Regions from separate parts of the Homo sapiens genome. Here region 1 is linked to region 2. Evidence: chromatin contacts called from ENCODE POLR2A ChIA-PET data. All regions are on one chromosome and are shown on one strand. Each heading gives the region's core, a stretch centred on a gene start or an enhancer-like site at or near the end of the contact. The rest is flanking DNA. Distances are from core to core; before and after follow the strand shown. Region 1 overlaps MAPKAPK5 (MAPK activated protein kinase 5). Region 2 overlaps ALDH2 (aldehyde dehydrogenase 2 family member).

What was found. ChIA-PET counts read pairs that join two places held with the same protein, here RNA polymerase II (POLR2A).
Region 1: POLR2A ChIA-PET joins it to region 2 with 11 read pairs in PC-9. The contact joins two enhancer-like sites. POLR2A ChIA-PET finds 5 or more read pairs at or near these places in 3 of 52 experiments (K562, PC-9 and activated CD4-positive, alpha-beta T cell).

Annotation. Positions count from the first base shown.
Region 1 is chr12:111,882,708-111,890,548 of GRCh38, forward strand. It overlaps MAPKAPK5 (MAPK activated protein kinase 5), which reads left to right. Exons shown (of 14, transcript NM_003668.4): 9 at 874-1,061; 10 at 3,209-3,329; 11 at 5,781-5,911; 12 at 6,178-6,293; 13 at 7,333-7,437. Among named protein-coding and RNA genes, the nearest start is that of MAPKAPK5-AS1, 44 kb to the left of the region's middle. Within about 2 kb of position 5,849, at least 2 of the 41 ENCODE cell types and tissues checked have a DNase peak (open chromatin) inside an H3K27ac peak, as active enhancers do.
Region 2 is chr12:111,785,910-111,792,885 of GRCh38, forward strand. ALDH2 (aldehyde dehydrogenase 2 family member) reads left to right here. Exons shown (of 13, transcript NM_000690.4): 5 at 3,914-4,025; 6 at 4,525-4,653; 7 at 5,397-5,510; 8 at 6,152-6,254; 9 at 6,689-6,873. Among named protein-coding and RNA genes, the nearest start is that of MIR6761, 10 kb to the right of the region's middle. RefSeq lists enhancers at 5,077-6,002, 6,003-6,927. Within about 2 kb of position 1,587, at least 9 of the 41 ENCODE cell types and tissues checked have a DNase peak (open chromatin) inside an H3K27ac peak, as active enhancers do.

The DNA.
Region 1 (7,841 bases), core at 4,599-7,098, 100 kb after region 2:
ATGGTGTAAGAGCTTGCAAATGGACCTAGTGAGTCCTTCATGGTCAAAGGAATGCATTTAGACCTTCTGTTCTTCCCTCCAGTCCTCTCCATGATCTGTGTCAAACTGCTTTGGGCCTTTATGAAGTGGCCTGTGCTGTACTGTAGGTGAGCCTACCTGTCTCTTAGTTGCTTTGTTTCTACATAGAGGTTTCACAACCAGCTGGTTTATATTTATTTCTTTTCTGGCTGGGGCAAAGCATCCTATACCTGTACACAGGGATCAGATAGGTGCTTGGGCCTAAAGAGTGAGAATGAAAGTACCTGTACATTTTATCCCAGACTGGCTTTGTATGATGGGATGCATGTATGTAGTATTGGCAGCTTATTGAAAATATGGAGAGAGGCCAGGTGTGGTGAGTCACGCCTGTAATCCCAGCACTTTGGGAGGCCAAGGCGGGCAGATCACGAGGTCAGGAGTTCGAGACCAACCTGACCAACATGGTGAAAGCCTATCTCTACTAAAAAAAAAATACAAAAATTAGCCAGGCGGCATGGTGGCACATGCCTGTAATCCCAGCTACTCAGGAGGCTGAGGCAGGAGGAATTGCTTGAACCTGGGAGGCGGAGGTTGCAGTGAGCTGAGATTACGCCACTGCACTCCAGCCTGGGCAACAGAGCAAGACTCTGTCTCAAAGAAAAAAAAAGAAAGAAAGAAAATATGGAGATAAAGACTAGTTCTCCTAAGACTTCCTTCAGCTTTCCTAGTCTCTGTTAAGTGACTCTAGTTTATATCAGCCTATATATTGCAGGGGCTATTCCTGAGCCTGTCATGGGGTGTTTATTTGGGGGCTCTGCTTCTGCTGTGAGTGACCATTTTCTTTTTTGCTTTCAGAGCTGTGACTTGTGGTCCCTAGGGGTGATTATCTATGTGATGCTGTGCGGATACCCTCCTTTTTACTCCAAACACCACAGCCGGACTATCCCAAAGGATATGCGAAGAAAGATCATGACAGGCAGTTTTGAGTTCCCAGAGGAAGAGTGGAGTCAGATCTCAGAGATGGCCAAAGATGTTGTGAGGAAGTGAGTTCACGGGCTGCTGGGCATGGAGGCCAAGGAGGCCTCCAGGTGGTGGAGCACAAGGGAATGTGGGTAGAGAAAAGTCACTGGTTTCCTAGGCAGGCTCCTCCCCGTTTTAATATCACAGAAATCTCTCTGGAGCCTGAGGTGACTGTTCTCAGTGTCCACACCTTGGTGCGAATGAAGCTTTCCTCCCTCCTGTTGCATCCCTAGACTTTGTCCCCAGGGTGTGAACCCAGGTCCCTCCATAGGCAGTCTCTGCACATTAATTCAAGACCCTAAATTATAGACCTGGTGTGCTGTCCTTCTTACCTGTGAGCTGGCATGTCATTTGGGACAGATACAATGCCAGGAGGTGAACTAGGTGCCGAGATGACAAACAGCATCCTTGGATGCTGTGGTTATGTGGGTTTGTCAGGCCTGGACCCCACCCTCCACCTTCGCGCTGCCAGTTGGTTGCTTTGAGATGGAGTCTCGCTCTGTTGCCCAGGGTGGAGTGCAGTGGTACAATCTTGGCTCACTGCAACCTCCACCTCCTGGGTTCAAGTGATTCTCCTGCCTCAGCCTCGGCAGTAGCTGGGATTACAGGAGCCCGCTAACACGCCCAGCTCATTTTTGTATTTTAAGTAGAGATGGGGTTTGACCATGTTGGCCAGGCTGGTCTCAAACTACTGATCTCAAGCGATCTGCCCGCCTCGGCCTTCCCAAGTGCTGGGATTACAGGCGTGAGCCACCGCACCCAGCTGCTCTGGCATATCTTAAGATGGGAAGATTTAGTCAGAATTAGGGCTAGTGAGTGGATGAGGGAGAGTTGATATTCAGAGTCTTTTGGTAGCTGTAGGACTAGGTAAGAAGTCAGGCCTAAATTAGAATATGTTTGTTTTTTCTGCCCACCTGTGTGGGAGGCTGGGTGCCCATGGACTTAGGCACTGCCCCTGTCTTCCCACTGCTGGGTCTTCACTGAGCAGTGTCTCCCTTGTTGGTCTCAGTTTCTTCCTCTATAATGGGATGAAGGTACATGTTTAGGGGCAACACCTGGGAGCTGTCTCCCAACAGTACAGCCATTTCTCCGTGGAAATTACTCCCTTTCAAAAGTAAGCTTGTCCTGTTGATTAGAAGGTGGGGGTTGGGGGCAGGTTCTGTGTGCTATAAAGAGGGACTGTTTTCTAAAATAGACAAGTACAAGTTTTTAGGAACGTGGGTGCAATGATTAAATCACCATCTGTCTTGACATGCTATTTCCTTGCTGTATTCCCAGCTATTTGACCAAAACCTCAATGTCCTGTAAGTAGTTCTTTGCCAGTTTTCTATAGAATACATTTCCTGTCCCTAGAGCAACACTGATTATCTTTTTGGTTTTGGGATCTTCCAGATAATCCTTTCTTTAGAATCTGAAGCCATCTGTTCAGAATGATCCAGAAGAAGGTGGCAGACAAGCTGAAGGAGCAGTTAGGCATGTTGTCCTGACATTTGTAATGAGAGATGGAGTTGGAAGGAGGGAACGGGCTGAGATGAGCTAGGAACCACATCAGTGGGAATGAACAAGATGGAAAGAAGCATGATCTGAAGGCAGACAGCACAGAAGCAACACCCTGGGCTTAGAAGGAAATGCCATCCCTGTCTCAGAGACTCTAGGTTTTTAGCTTTTGAATGTCTGTGGAATAATGGGCTCATGTCCTGCCATATGGTGACATCTAGGAGTTTTATATTGGGTAGCAACCTGCTTTTCCAGAACCTCATGACCCTTCAACTAATTCTGCAGCCACTATCAGCCAAAAAGAGCACTCTGAGTTCCTTTTGGAAGTTAAAGCCCATTGTCCTAGAAACCTCAGTATGGAGATTCAAGGTCTGAGGAACTATAAGCCATATGTAGGATTACCTTATTAAACCCTAGAACTCAAAAGTATCACTGGATTAAGCCCTTTTCTACCATTTTAATCTCACTTTTTCCAGTATACAAAGGACTGCCTCAAGCCATAGTACCCCTACAAGTGGTTGGAGACTAGAATCCCATCTGTGCTCTGCAGGTGGAAAGCCCAGGCTTGCAGAAGTCAGAAGTAACCAGAACTGTTTAGAGCCAGGTCCAGGAACTTCCTATGGCCTTTTGGTAGCAACTGTGCATGGCAGCCCTGTTGGCGTTTTCTCCACAGGCTCCTGAAGGTCAAACCGGAGGAGAGACTCACCATCGAGGGAGTGCTGGACCACCCCTGGCTCAATTCCACCGAGGCCCTGGATAATGTGCTGCCTTCTGCTCAGCTGATGATGGACAAGGTTTTGAATGATGTTTACTTTGTTGGCTGAAAAGACTGTGTTGGGAAGGAATGCTGGGGCTTGGCTCAGTGAGGGGTTAGAGGCAAAACAGTGCAGAGTACACGATCCTTCCCAGAGAAACATCTCTGGTTTCCTGAGAGTCAGGATCCAAAATAAGGAATTTCTTTCGGTAAAAGACCAAATCAAGGCCTGGTGAATATAAACTAAGGGAGCACTCAAAGGAATAGCCTCCATATTTCTGCTACAGGGCTGCGGGCACAGAACAGTTTAAGATACCCTCCCTTTCCCCAAGGGGTTTAAATAAGACTGGCTGGGAAGGCAAGGCCAATAAACATGAAACAAAGAGGGAACATTTCAAATATCAGAGCTTTGCATGTTAACTTTCCTGTGAATGCTGTGGGAATTCAGAAAAAGAGCACATCTTTGAAGGGATGTAATTTTCCCAAAGAGAAGGCAGAACCCCTCACATGTATTAACTGTCTTCTGTGTTGCAGCATCTGAGTTCTTTCTCATGTTCGGACATGCGCTGTCCTTGAAGAATTTGAGTAGACAGTGTAAACGCCCATGCGTGGCGAACAGCATAAGCAAAAAAACACATGCAAATACATCATCGGGAAAAATAATTTGGCCTCACTAATGGGAAGTTAATGAGATGGGTGTGGCAGGGCCAGGCTTTGCAAGTGGACAGAGGGGTTTAAGTCTTAGTGGGATGCAGCTGAGAGGCCATAGTAGCTTTTTGAGAAGAGATTTGCCACTAGGAAGGTATTTAGAGATAGTCAGACTTGGCGACTTGCAGACTTGCCAGCCTAATACTTCTGCAGTAATCTAGAAGTCGGAGGTGGCTGTGGGAGCAGAGAAGTAGAGGTGAATGAACAGGCTAAATATTTTTGAAGAAAAATTTCTACAGTTTTTCGTGATAGACTAGATATAAGGGGACAGTTGTGGCATATCTGGTGATAACATTGACAGATTAGGAAGGAGGCTGGTTTGGGTGAGAGGGAGTCTTTTAGGTTTTAGATATTGTTTGAGATGGCAGAGGAACATTCAAATGAATGAGATTTATAGGGTGGGACCATAGTGTGGCTGTGAGCTCAAAGCGGTGACACAGACTTGAGTGTTAACAGCTTTGAAGGGGTAGGGTGGAAGTGTTAGACGTCTCTTTCTAAGTTTAGCTGGAGCATGGAAGAAAAAGGAGAACTGGAAAGTACAGTTCTCTGCCTTCTCTTTGATTTGTGGGTGGTTGTCTTCCTGTTGTCCAGAAATGGTTTGGTCATTCAAAAATCCAAAGGGATTACTTAGATCCTGGTTGTCAGCACATAGAGGTTACTCAAGATCTTAAAAATGAGGAGATAAGGCCAGGCATGGTGGCTTACGCCTGTAATCCCAGCAGTTTTGAGAGGCTGAGGCAGGCAGATCACTTGAGGTCAAGAGTTCCAGACTAGCCTGGCCAACATGAGGAAACCCCATCTCTACTGAAAATACAAAAATTAGCTGGGCGTGGTGGCATGCGCCTGTAATCCCAGCTACTCTGGAGGTTGAGGCAGGAGAATTGCTTGAACCTGGCAGCGGCAGAGGTTGCAGTGAGTCAAGACTGCACCACTGCACTCCAGCCTGGGAGACAGAGCAAGACTCTCTCAAAAAAATTCTTGTTGTGAAAATTCAGGTGGTACAGCCGTGTTAAAAAGTAAAAGTTCCCTTTCATTCCCTGCCACAGTCACACCCCTCAGAGGTGAGGTAATCTATGGCTTGATGTATACTTCCTGATCGTTTTCTGGGATACACACACACACACACACACACACACACACACACACACACATTCTGTCCTTCTTTTAAAGTACAAAAATGGAAAAAAAAATACAAAAATGGGATCATATTCCTATGAAGCCTTCTGATGATTTCGTCTGCCCGTAGTGAGATTATACACTGTTCATAAAAGCACAAACTTCCAGAGTTCCAGACTCCATGACAGCTATTTCTCACTGTAAATTACTTGACTGGTTGTGGCCTCGGTCATGTGGCCTCAGCCTTGGCCATGTGAGATGGTCAGGGCTCTGAGCTGTCAGGGCTGAGGTGAATCAATACCGTCTGTAAGGCTTCTTGGGCAGCAGCCTGCCAGCCTTTCCGCTGATGTCCATATGTGCCTCTTTACACTTCCCCTCAGTAGTGGCTTTGAGTGGGGTTCCTGCTGGTATTTCTTACTCGCATTTCTGTCCCCCCACCAGGGAAGAAGGGCTAGTTGTTGTGTGACCTTTGGTTGGCCTGGTGTTTCCTGGTTCCTGTTGATCCATGGGGAAAAGTCCTTTGCCTTATCAAAATATTTATATTCCTTCAGCATAAGAGTGAAATTACCTTCTTAGTACTTTGAGCTTTTCCTTTCCACTTTCTTAGACTGGCTTTTTAGGTGCCCAGCAATGAATATGAAAAACTGACGGCAGTGTTTGCATTCAGGCAGTGGTTGCAGGAATCCAGCAGGCTCACGCGGAACAGTTGGCCAACATGAGAATCCAGGATCTGAAAGTCAGCCTCAAACCCCTGCACTCAGTGAACAACCCCATTCTGCGGAAGAGGAAGTTACTTGGGTAACTGAGCTTATTTCTTCGATTCTTCTTCATGGCTGGAATGGCTGAGTACTGGGTTCTGAAATTTAAGAAATTTAACTTGCTCAGCTAGGGGTCTTTAGCCTCTGAAGAGGGTGGAGAGGATAAGTTCTTTAAATAGTATCAGGAGTTGGACACTATTGTTATTTTTCTGATACATCTGTTGCCTTATGTTTAGAGGTAATATCTGTCCAGAGTTGGTTTTTGGGGTCTCACGTTGTCATTACCCCTCCCTCAAACTCTTAAAGCACCAAGCCAAAGGACAGTGTCTATATCCACGACCATGAGAATGGAGCCGAGGATTCCAATGTTGCCTTGGAAAAACTCCGAGATGTGATTGCTCAGTGTATTCTCCCCCAGGCTGGTAAAGGTCACACCATTTACTAATCCTCTGTGTGTCTGTGAGTGTGTGTGTGCAGGGGTGGGTGGGTGTATGCATGCACATGGCAAAAGGAATGGTTTAATTTTGGGTTGTCTGTTTCATCTTGTGTTATAAGAAAAGTACATTATATAAGGTAGTCTATGCCCACTAAAAAGATTGGACAGTGGGAGCTTAGAAATGCAGTTAAGTTCTGCCCCTCCTTTGTTTCTGTGGAATTTCTAGTTTAGACTTAATTGGCAGTGTCAGGTGCAAGCATGCAATTTTGTGTTTTCTTAGTTTGACAACAAGGGCACAGGTTGGGGGATGGAGAATGGAAAATGTGGGTAGGGTCTGAATCTCATTGCAGGCTGTTAACCATTTCCAGAGCCTTTAGAGTGCAAGGCTGCCATTAGCTCATAAATAAGAGAATACCTCCTTAGTTCAGAAGTGGCTCCTGCTGCTACTCATGTCATGGGCAGAGTGACTTACACGTGGGTCCTTTGGAGTGAGAGCTTTCTTTCGTTATGTTCTCTCTCCACTCATCGGCGGGTGAGGGGCTATTCTCAGCAGATAAATGAGATGCTTCACGTACTAGGCCAGAAAACAGTTGGGTTGACCTATCTATCTCCCTAGATTCCTTGGGTTTTAAGAGAACTCATGTAGTGTACCTCAGATAGCTTTCTAAAGTAAGAAATGAGCTTAGGGGAGAGAAAGTAGCCCACTCTCCCACTTTTTGGTCTTTGGTTGACCAGGTGTCTTTTGTTCAGCAATAGAGTCTGCCACAGCCTATTTCCCATCCCCTGGTGCTAAGACTCTGGGGCCATCAGTGGATTTGTATAAAGATGTCAGAGTAAAAAAGAGTCCACATACCAGATGCGGTCTACATAATGTAGGGACTAGCAGTAAAGCCCTTGTCTGGTGAAGTTTTGCACATTCAGTCAACATTTTTCAACCAGTTGGACATCACGTCCCTCCATCTCTCACACTAAAACCCCATGATGCTGCAGGAAAAATGCAAATTCCTCTTCATCCTTACCAATAGGAGAGAATGAAGATGAGAAACTGAATGAAGTAATGCAGGAGGCTTGGAAGTATAACCGGGAATGCAAACTCCTAAGAGATACTCTGCAGAGCTTCAGCTGGAATGGTAGGAGCCTTCATCAACTCCCTTCCCCAGGAATGCAGACAAGTGATTATGTTTAGAACATATAGGATCTCTTTGGGGCCTGAGCTGCGGCTGTTTTGAAGTGAAGTGAGGCTGGCTGGAGAGTGAGTGGAGCATTGTGGAATGGGGGTTAGCTCTACATTAACTGCCCAGGCATACCTGGATATCTGGCCCTTTCACTTATTTTCCGGAGTTCAAGTGAATTGTGTATTGCAGATTCAACACTAGAAAGCCCCCATCACACACCACTTGGGTAAAAAAAACCCCCAAATTTCAGAACTCCTCTCAGATACCAGGACTATTCACCAGGTCATTAAGAAGCAACAGATGCTGAAGGGGAGAAAGAGGACAAAGTGCCAGCGAGTCCACCCTGCTGATCCCGCTGA
Region 2 (6,976 bases), core at 337-2,836:
CCATTTTATCGAGGTTATCTAATTTGTTGGTGTACAATTGTTCACAGTATTCTCTTATAATCCTTTTTATCTCTGTAAGATCTGTAGTGTTGTCTTCATTTTCAGTTTTACTTATTTGGGTCTTCTCTCTGTTTCTTAGCCTAGCTAAAGGTTTGTCCATTTTGTAAATGTTTTCAAAGAACCAAACTTTTGGTTTTGTTGATTTTATTATTTTTCTATTCAAGAAAATATTGTCTTTTGTCTATCTCCGTTTCAGTCTTTATTTCCTTCCTTTTACTAGCTTTGGGTTTGGTTTAATCAAAAATGTTTGATTGATTGATTGATTGATTATTATTATTATTTTTTGAGATGGAGTCTCGCTCTGTTGCCCAGGCTGGAGTGCAGTGGTGCGATCTCAGCTCACTGCAAGCTCCGCCTCCCGGGTTCATGCCATTCTCCTGCCTCAGCCTCCTGAGTAGCTGGGACTACAGGCGCCCGCCACCATGCCCGGCTGATTTTTTGTATTTTTAGTGGAGATGGGGTTTCACCGTGTTAGCCAGGATGGTCTCAATCTCCTGACCTTGTGATCCACCCTCCTTGGCTTCCCAAAGTGCTGAGATTAGAGGCGTGAGCCACCACGCCTGGCGATTGATTGATAATTTTAATTTTTTTTTTTTGAGGCAGGGTCTCACTCTTGCCCAGGCTGGAGTGCAGTGGCACAATCATAGTTCACTGCAGTGTTGACCTTCTGGGCTCAAGCAATCTTCCCACTTCAGCCTCCTAAGTAGCTGGGACCACAGGCGTGCATCACCATGCCTGGATACTTTTTAAATTTTTTGTAGAGACGGGGGTCTTGCTATGTTGCCCAGGCTAGTTTTGGACTCCTGGGCTCAAGTGATCCTCCCACCTCGGCCTCCCAAAGTGCTGGGATTACAGGCATGAGTTACTATGCCCAGCAAACATAAACATTTCAATGACCAAGGAACAAGGGCTTTGTTAAAGCCCATGTGTTGGAGCTGCCAGAAATTCACTGAGGCCAGGCACAGTGGCTCACACCTGTAATCCTAGCACTTTGGGAGGCTGAGGCGGGTGGATCATTTGAGGTCAGAAGTCCAAGAGGAGCCTGGCCAACATGGTGAAACCCCATCTCTACTAAATATACAAAAATTAACCAGGCAGTAGTGGCGCATGCCTGTAATCTCAGCTACTCAGGAGGCTGAGGCACGAGAATCACTTGAACCCAGGAGGTGGAGGTTACAGTGAGCCGAGATCGTGCCATTGCACTCCAGTCTGGGTGACAGACTGAGGCTCCATCTCAACAAAAAAAAAAGGAAAGAAAGAAATTCACTGAGCCCAACTTAAACGATAGAGTCAAGAGGTCTCTAATGCAAAAGGCCATTGAGTCTCACTCACCTCCCTGCTTGCTTCATTCTCCTCAGCTACACTGGCTTTGAGGGCCAGTTTTTACATTGGGACCTGGTAGCCCACACCACCTGTTCTTGTACCTCCATGCCTGATTCCAGCCAGGCTAAGCTGTCATCTTTTAGTTGTAATGCCATATTCCTGAGGGAGGACCCTGAGTGGCTGGCCTTGGTTCTGGCCAGCTGTGGCCAAGGGTGGACAGATCATTTGTGTACATAATGGCTGCCTCCCTATGACATGTAAACAGAGGTGGTGGGGAGGAAGCAGTGCCAGAAGAGTAGAGGTTGGACAAGAAAACAGTTGGGCCGGGCGCAGTGGCTCACTCCCATAATCCCAGCAGTTTGGGAGGCCGAGCTGGGTGGATCACCTGAGGTCAGGAGTTCGAGACCAGCCTGGCCAACATGATGAAACCCCGTCTCTACTAAAAATACAAAACTTAGGCTGTGCGCGGTGGCTCATGCCTGTAATCCCAGCACTTTGGGAGGTCGCGGCGGGGGGATCACGAGGTCAGGAAATCGAGACCATCCTGGCTAACACGGTGAAACCCCATCTCTACTAAAAATATATATATATAAAAAATTAGCTGGGCTTGGTGGCAGGCGCCTATAGTCCCAGCTACTCAGGAGGCTGAGGCAGGAGAATGGTGTGAACCTGGGAGGTGGAGCTTGCAGTGAGCTGAGATCGCGCCACTGCACTCCAGCCTGGGCAACAGAGCGAGACTCTGTCTCAGAAAAAAAAATAAAAAATAAAAAAATTAAAACTTAGATGGGCGTCTTGGCAGGCATGCTACTTGGGAGTCTGAGGCAGGAGAACCGCTTGAACCTGGGAGGCGGAGGTTGCAGTGAGCTGAGATCGCGCCACTGCACTCCAGCCTGGGAGACAAGAGCGAGACTTCGTCTCAAAAAAAAGAAAAAAAAAAAGAAAACAGTCGGTATCCTTCACAACAGGTGCACACAGCCAGGGCAATCACGCCTCCCCGGGGACACTGGGCAATGTCCAGAGACATTTTTGGCAGCCTCGACTGCGAGGGGAAGGGTACTACTGGCATCTAGTGGATAGAGGTCAGAGATGCTGCTCAACATCGTACAATGCCCAGGACAGTCCCACAACAAAGAATTCTCCAGCCCCAGATGTCAGCAGTGCCAAGGCTGAAAAACTCCCTCTGCAAGGACACCCCAGAGAGAGCAGCCTGGTACATCTCAGTTGGGGCCACATGCTTTCCTGAATTTTGGCATTCTGCTTTTGTGCTGATGAAATAACTTCTGGGGCTTGCAAAACACATGTCATGTAGACTGTGTTTGTATAGATCTGGGGGAGGGAAGCTGCAATGCCTGGGCTTGCATAGATTGGCAACCCCCTAGCTAGCTTTCTTCCAGGGTCACAAACCCATGTTCAAACCCAGGTCACTAGCCAGGTGCTAATGGCTCGAGCCTGTAATCCCAGCACTTTGGGAGGCCAAGGCAGGAGGATCACTTGAGCTCAGGAGTTTGAGAGCAGCCTGGGCAATATAGGGAGACCCACATCTCTACAAAAAATTTAAAAACATTAGCCAGGCATGGTGACATGTGCCTGTAGTCTCAGCTACTCAGGAGGCTAAGGTGGGAGGATCACTTGAGCCCAGGAGGTCAAGGCTACAGTGAGTTATGATTGTGCCACTGTACTCCAGCCTGGGCAACTGAGCAAGACCCTGTTTCTTTCTTTCTTTTCTTTTTTTTTTTTTTTTTTGAGACAGAGTCTCGCTCTGTTGCCCAGGCTGGAGTACAGTGGCGTGATCTCGGCTCACTGCAACCTCCGCCTCCCAGGTTTAAGCCATTCTTCTGCCTCAGCCTCCCGAGGTGCTGGGATTACAGGCACCCGCCACCACGCCCAGCTAATTTTTTGTATTTTTAGTAGAGACGGGGTTTCACCACCTTGGCCAGGCTGGTCTCGAACTCCTGACCTCGTGATCTGCTCACCTAGGCCTCCCAAAGTGCTGGGATTACAAGTGTGAGCCACCACACCCAGCAAGACCCTGTTTCTTAAAAAAAACAAAGAAGGTCAGGCATGGTGGCAGGTGCCTGTAATCCCAGCTACTTGGGAGGCTGAGGTAGAGAATCGCTTGAACCTGGGGGGCCGAGGTTGCAGTGAGCCCAGATCACACCACTGCACTCCATCCTGGGAGACAGAGCGAGACGCTGTCTCAAAAAAAAAAAAAGAAAAGAAAAGAAAGAAAAAAAAAAAATCTAATTCCTGGGCATGAGCCCCAGAGAGTGGGATTGAGTAGATTGGAAATGGACTCCTGGGATCTGGTGTTTTTTACAAGAACCCCAGGCGATTCTGAGGCTTGGGGGTTAGCTACCTAGAGTAGATTTTCGTGACCTTTGCAGTCACTTGTCTCTCTCTGAATAAGCCAAAAGCAAAGACAGTTTTCAGAAAGACTCAGCTGGACCAGTTTGAGTCTTCTCTTTCTGCCAGGGTTTGCAGGGGTCCCTGACAATCATTGATTCGAGCTTGAACGTTTCTTTGTTTAAAGGTATTATGCCGGCTGGGCTGATAAGTACCACGGGAAAACCATCCCCATTGACGGAGACTTCTTCAGCTACACACGCCATGAACCTGTGGGGGTGTGCGGGCAGATCATTCCGGTGAGTCCAGCCTCCCTGGAGTTTCTTCAGGGTGCCCTGAGATTTGGCAGTCTGCCAGACTCATTGCAGAGGTTCTGGGGTGGTGTCGGAAGGCAGCCTGGGTGGCAGGTAAGAAGATGGGCTCTGACAAAGCCAATCCGGTTTGAGTCTCAGCACTGCCACTCGTGAATTCTGTAACCTTGGGCAAGTCACTTATCCCCCAAGCCTCAGTTTCCCCATCTGAAAAGTGGAAATGAACATAGTGCCTGTCTTAGGGAGGTAATTAGGGCTTAGCATGGTGTCACGGACATAAAAGCACGGATAAATGTGAGTCTGTCATCGTTGTGCACCGCCTGCCTCATCCATTCATCTTAAAACCACGATGGATGGAGTTAGGGGAGGACACGCAGGGTTCAGAGAACTCGGTGCTGCTTCTGCCCTCTGGGGTTGCCACCTTCTGCTACCCAGTGTAGTTCTCTGAGGAAGCTTGGATTTCGAGGGCTGCTGTTGTTTGTTGCAGTGGAATTTCCCGCTCCTGATGCAAGCATGGAAGCTGGGCCCAGCCTTGGCAACTGGAAACGTGGTTGTGATGAAGGTAGCTGAGCAGACACCCCTCACCGCCCTCTATGTGGCCAACCTGATCAAGGAGGTGCGTGGCTTATCCTGGTCTTAACCTCTAAATGCCCTTGTTGAGGCTTGTTCTAAAGGAGTTCTGAGAAGGGTCTCAGGGGTCCCTAAACAGGGAGGTGTGTTTGTGGAGCCCCCATCACCATGTGAACCAGAGTGGCTCCCTCTTAGCTTTTTTCCACATTGGACTTCACTGCAAGATCCCCTTTGAAGAATTAAAAATATTGCTCTAGGCCAGGCTTGGTGGCTCACGCCTGCAATCCCAGCACTTTGGGTGGCCAAAGCAGGAGGGTTGCTTGAGTTCAGGAGTTTGAGACCAGCCTGAGCAACATAGCAAGACCCCATCTCTACAAAAAATTAAAAATCAGCTGGGTGGCATGCACCTGTAGTCCCAACTACTTGGGAGGTTAAGGCAGGAGGATCACTTGAGCCCAGGAGTTTGAGGCTGCAGTGAGCTGTGATCACACCACTGCACTCCAGCCTGGGTGCCAGAGAGAGACTCGGTCTCAAAAAACAAACAAAAACCCACTGTTGTTCTAAGTGAATGCTGTCAGGGGAGGGGCAAAGACACAGGGAACCCCAGCGAACAGACTCCTTCTCCGTCCCATTTAGAATTCCCATGTAGTGCCCCATACAATTAGCTTCTGACCACATGTGTCCTTGGCAGACTGTCCCACCCTCTCTGAGAAAGGATGTGTCTTCCCCTGGTTGAGCCCTTCAGAATAGGAGGGTGACTCCCAATGTCCCCTGGCTGTTTGCTCACAGGCTGGCTTTCCCCCTGGTGTGGTCAACATTGTGCCTGGATTTGGCCCCACGGCTGGGGCCGCCATTGCCTCCCATGAGGATGTGGACAAAGTGGCATTCACAGGCTCCACTGAGGTAAGGTGACCCTGGCCTCAAGCTTGCAGCCTCCTTGGCCCAAGCTCCCCCTGTCCTCAGTGGACGACATGCTCAAGGTGAGCTCCCGGGTGTCAAGCGGAGGCCTTTTCCTCCAGGACGACCCTGTAGGTACCAGGAGGGGTGGGGCAGGGTTGAGCCCTTCGTGGTCTGGTTGCCACACTAGCTGCCCTTGGGAGGGGCCAGTGTCCCATGTGGACTAAGGAGGCCAGGCCTGGCCAGACTCCACATAGCCCAGAGCTGACCGCTTGCCCCAAATCAAAGCATCTTGGCCAGGTCAGACTCCTTGACCAGGACTGCCATTGTGGTTAAAAATTAGCCTTGTGTGGTGGTGTGTGCGTGTGGCCCCAGCTACTTGGAAGGCCGAGGCAGGAGGGTTGCCAGAGCCTGAGAGGTCAAGGCTGCAGTGAGCTGAGATCACGCCACTGCACTCCAGCCTAGGTGACAGAGCGAGACCCTGTCCAAAAGAAAAAAAAAGTGAACGTCTATTTGGTGAAATTCTCTAGGTCTCTCGTGGTCCAGTTGCTCACTCAAGCTGTGGGGGACTCTGTTCTGTGTCTATAGAGTGCTGGACTCTTTTCTCCCGGCACTGAGAGCTTGTTCCTGTCTTTCTGTCCCCACAGATTGGCCGCGTAATCCAGGTTGCTGCTGGGAGCAGCAACCTCAAGAGAGTGACCTTGGAGCTGGGGGGGAAGAGCCCCAACATCATCATGTCAGATGCCGATAGTGAGTTTCCAGCTGGAGAAGGCCTGGCCTTGAAGGTAGCCCTGGCCACCTGTGTTGTGGCTCCAGCCGATCCTGTCGCCCCCCCAGTGCCCAATGGCGTTGGTTGCTGTCCCTCGGGCCTCAGGATAAGACGCCAGCGCAGGGCCTGCATGGCCTGGCCTTGGCCTGTCCCCAGCCTCTCCCTGGCTGCTCTCTGCATCATCAGGCTAGGCCACGCCCCTGCTATCTGACTCATCCACTTGCCGCCATCACGCCCTTTGTCCTGGTTGGCAGTGGGCTCCGAGAGCACCCCTCATCTCCCTGTATCTGTCTCTGGCACCCAGCAGGCATCAACCCTTACAGTGGTGGGAACAGGCTCCATTGGGCAGGCGGCCACCAGGGCCAGGGTCCTCCTCCTCACTGTCACCTTTCTGTCTCCTGCCCACTTCCCGCAGTGGATTGGGCCGTGGAACAGGCCCACTTCGCCCTGTTCTTCAACCAGGGCCAGTGCTGCTGTGCCGGCTCCCGGACCTTCGTGCAGGAGGACATCTATGATGAGTTTGTGGAGCGGAGCGTTGCCCGGGCCAAGTCTCGGGTGGTCGGGAACCCCTTTGATAGCAAGACCGAGCAGGGGCCGCAGGTGAGCCAGGCAGTGCCGCAGGGTCTGGGTGTCTAGAGCCAGCATGAGAAGCAGAGAGGGCATCGGGCTCAGATCAGTTGGGACTGGGTTCAGGTCTCAGCTC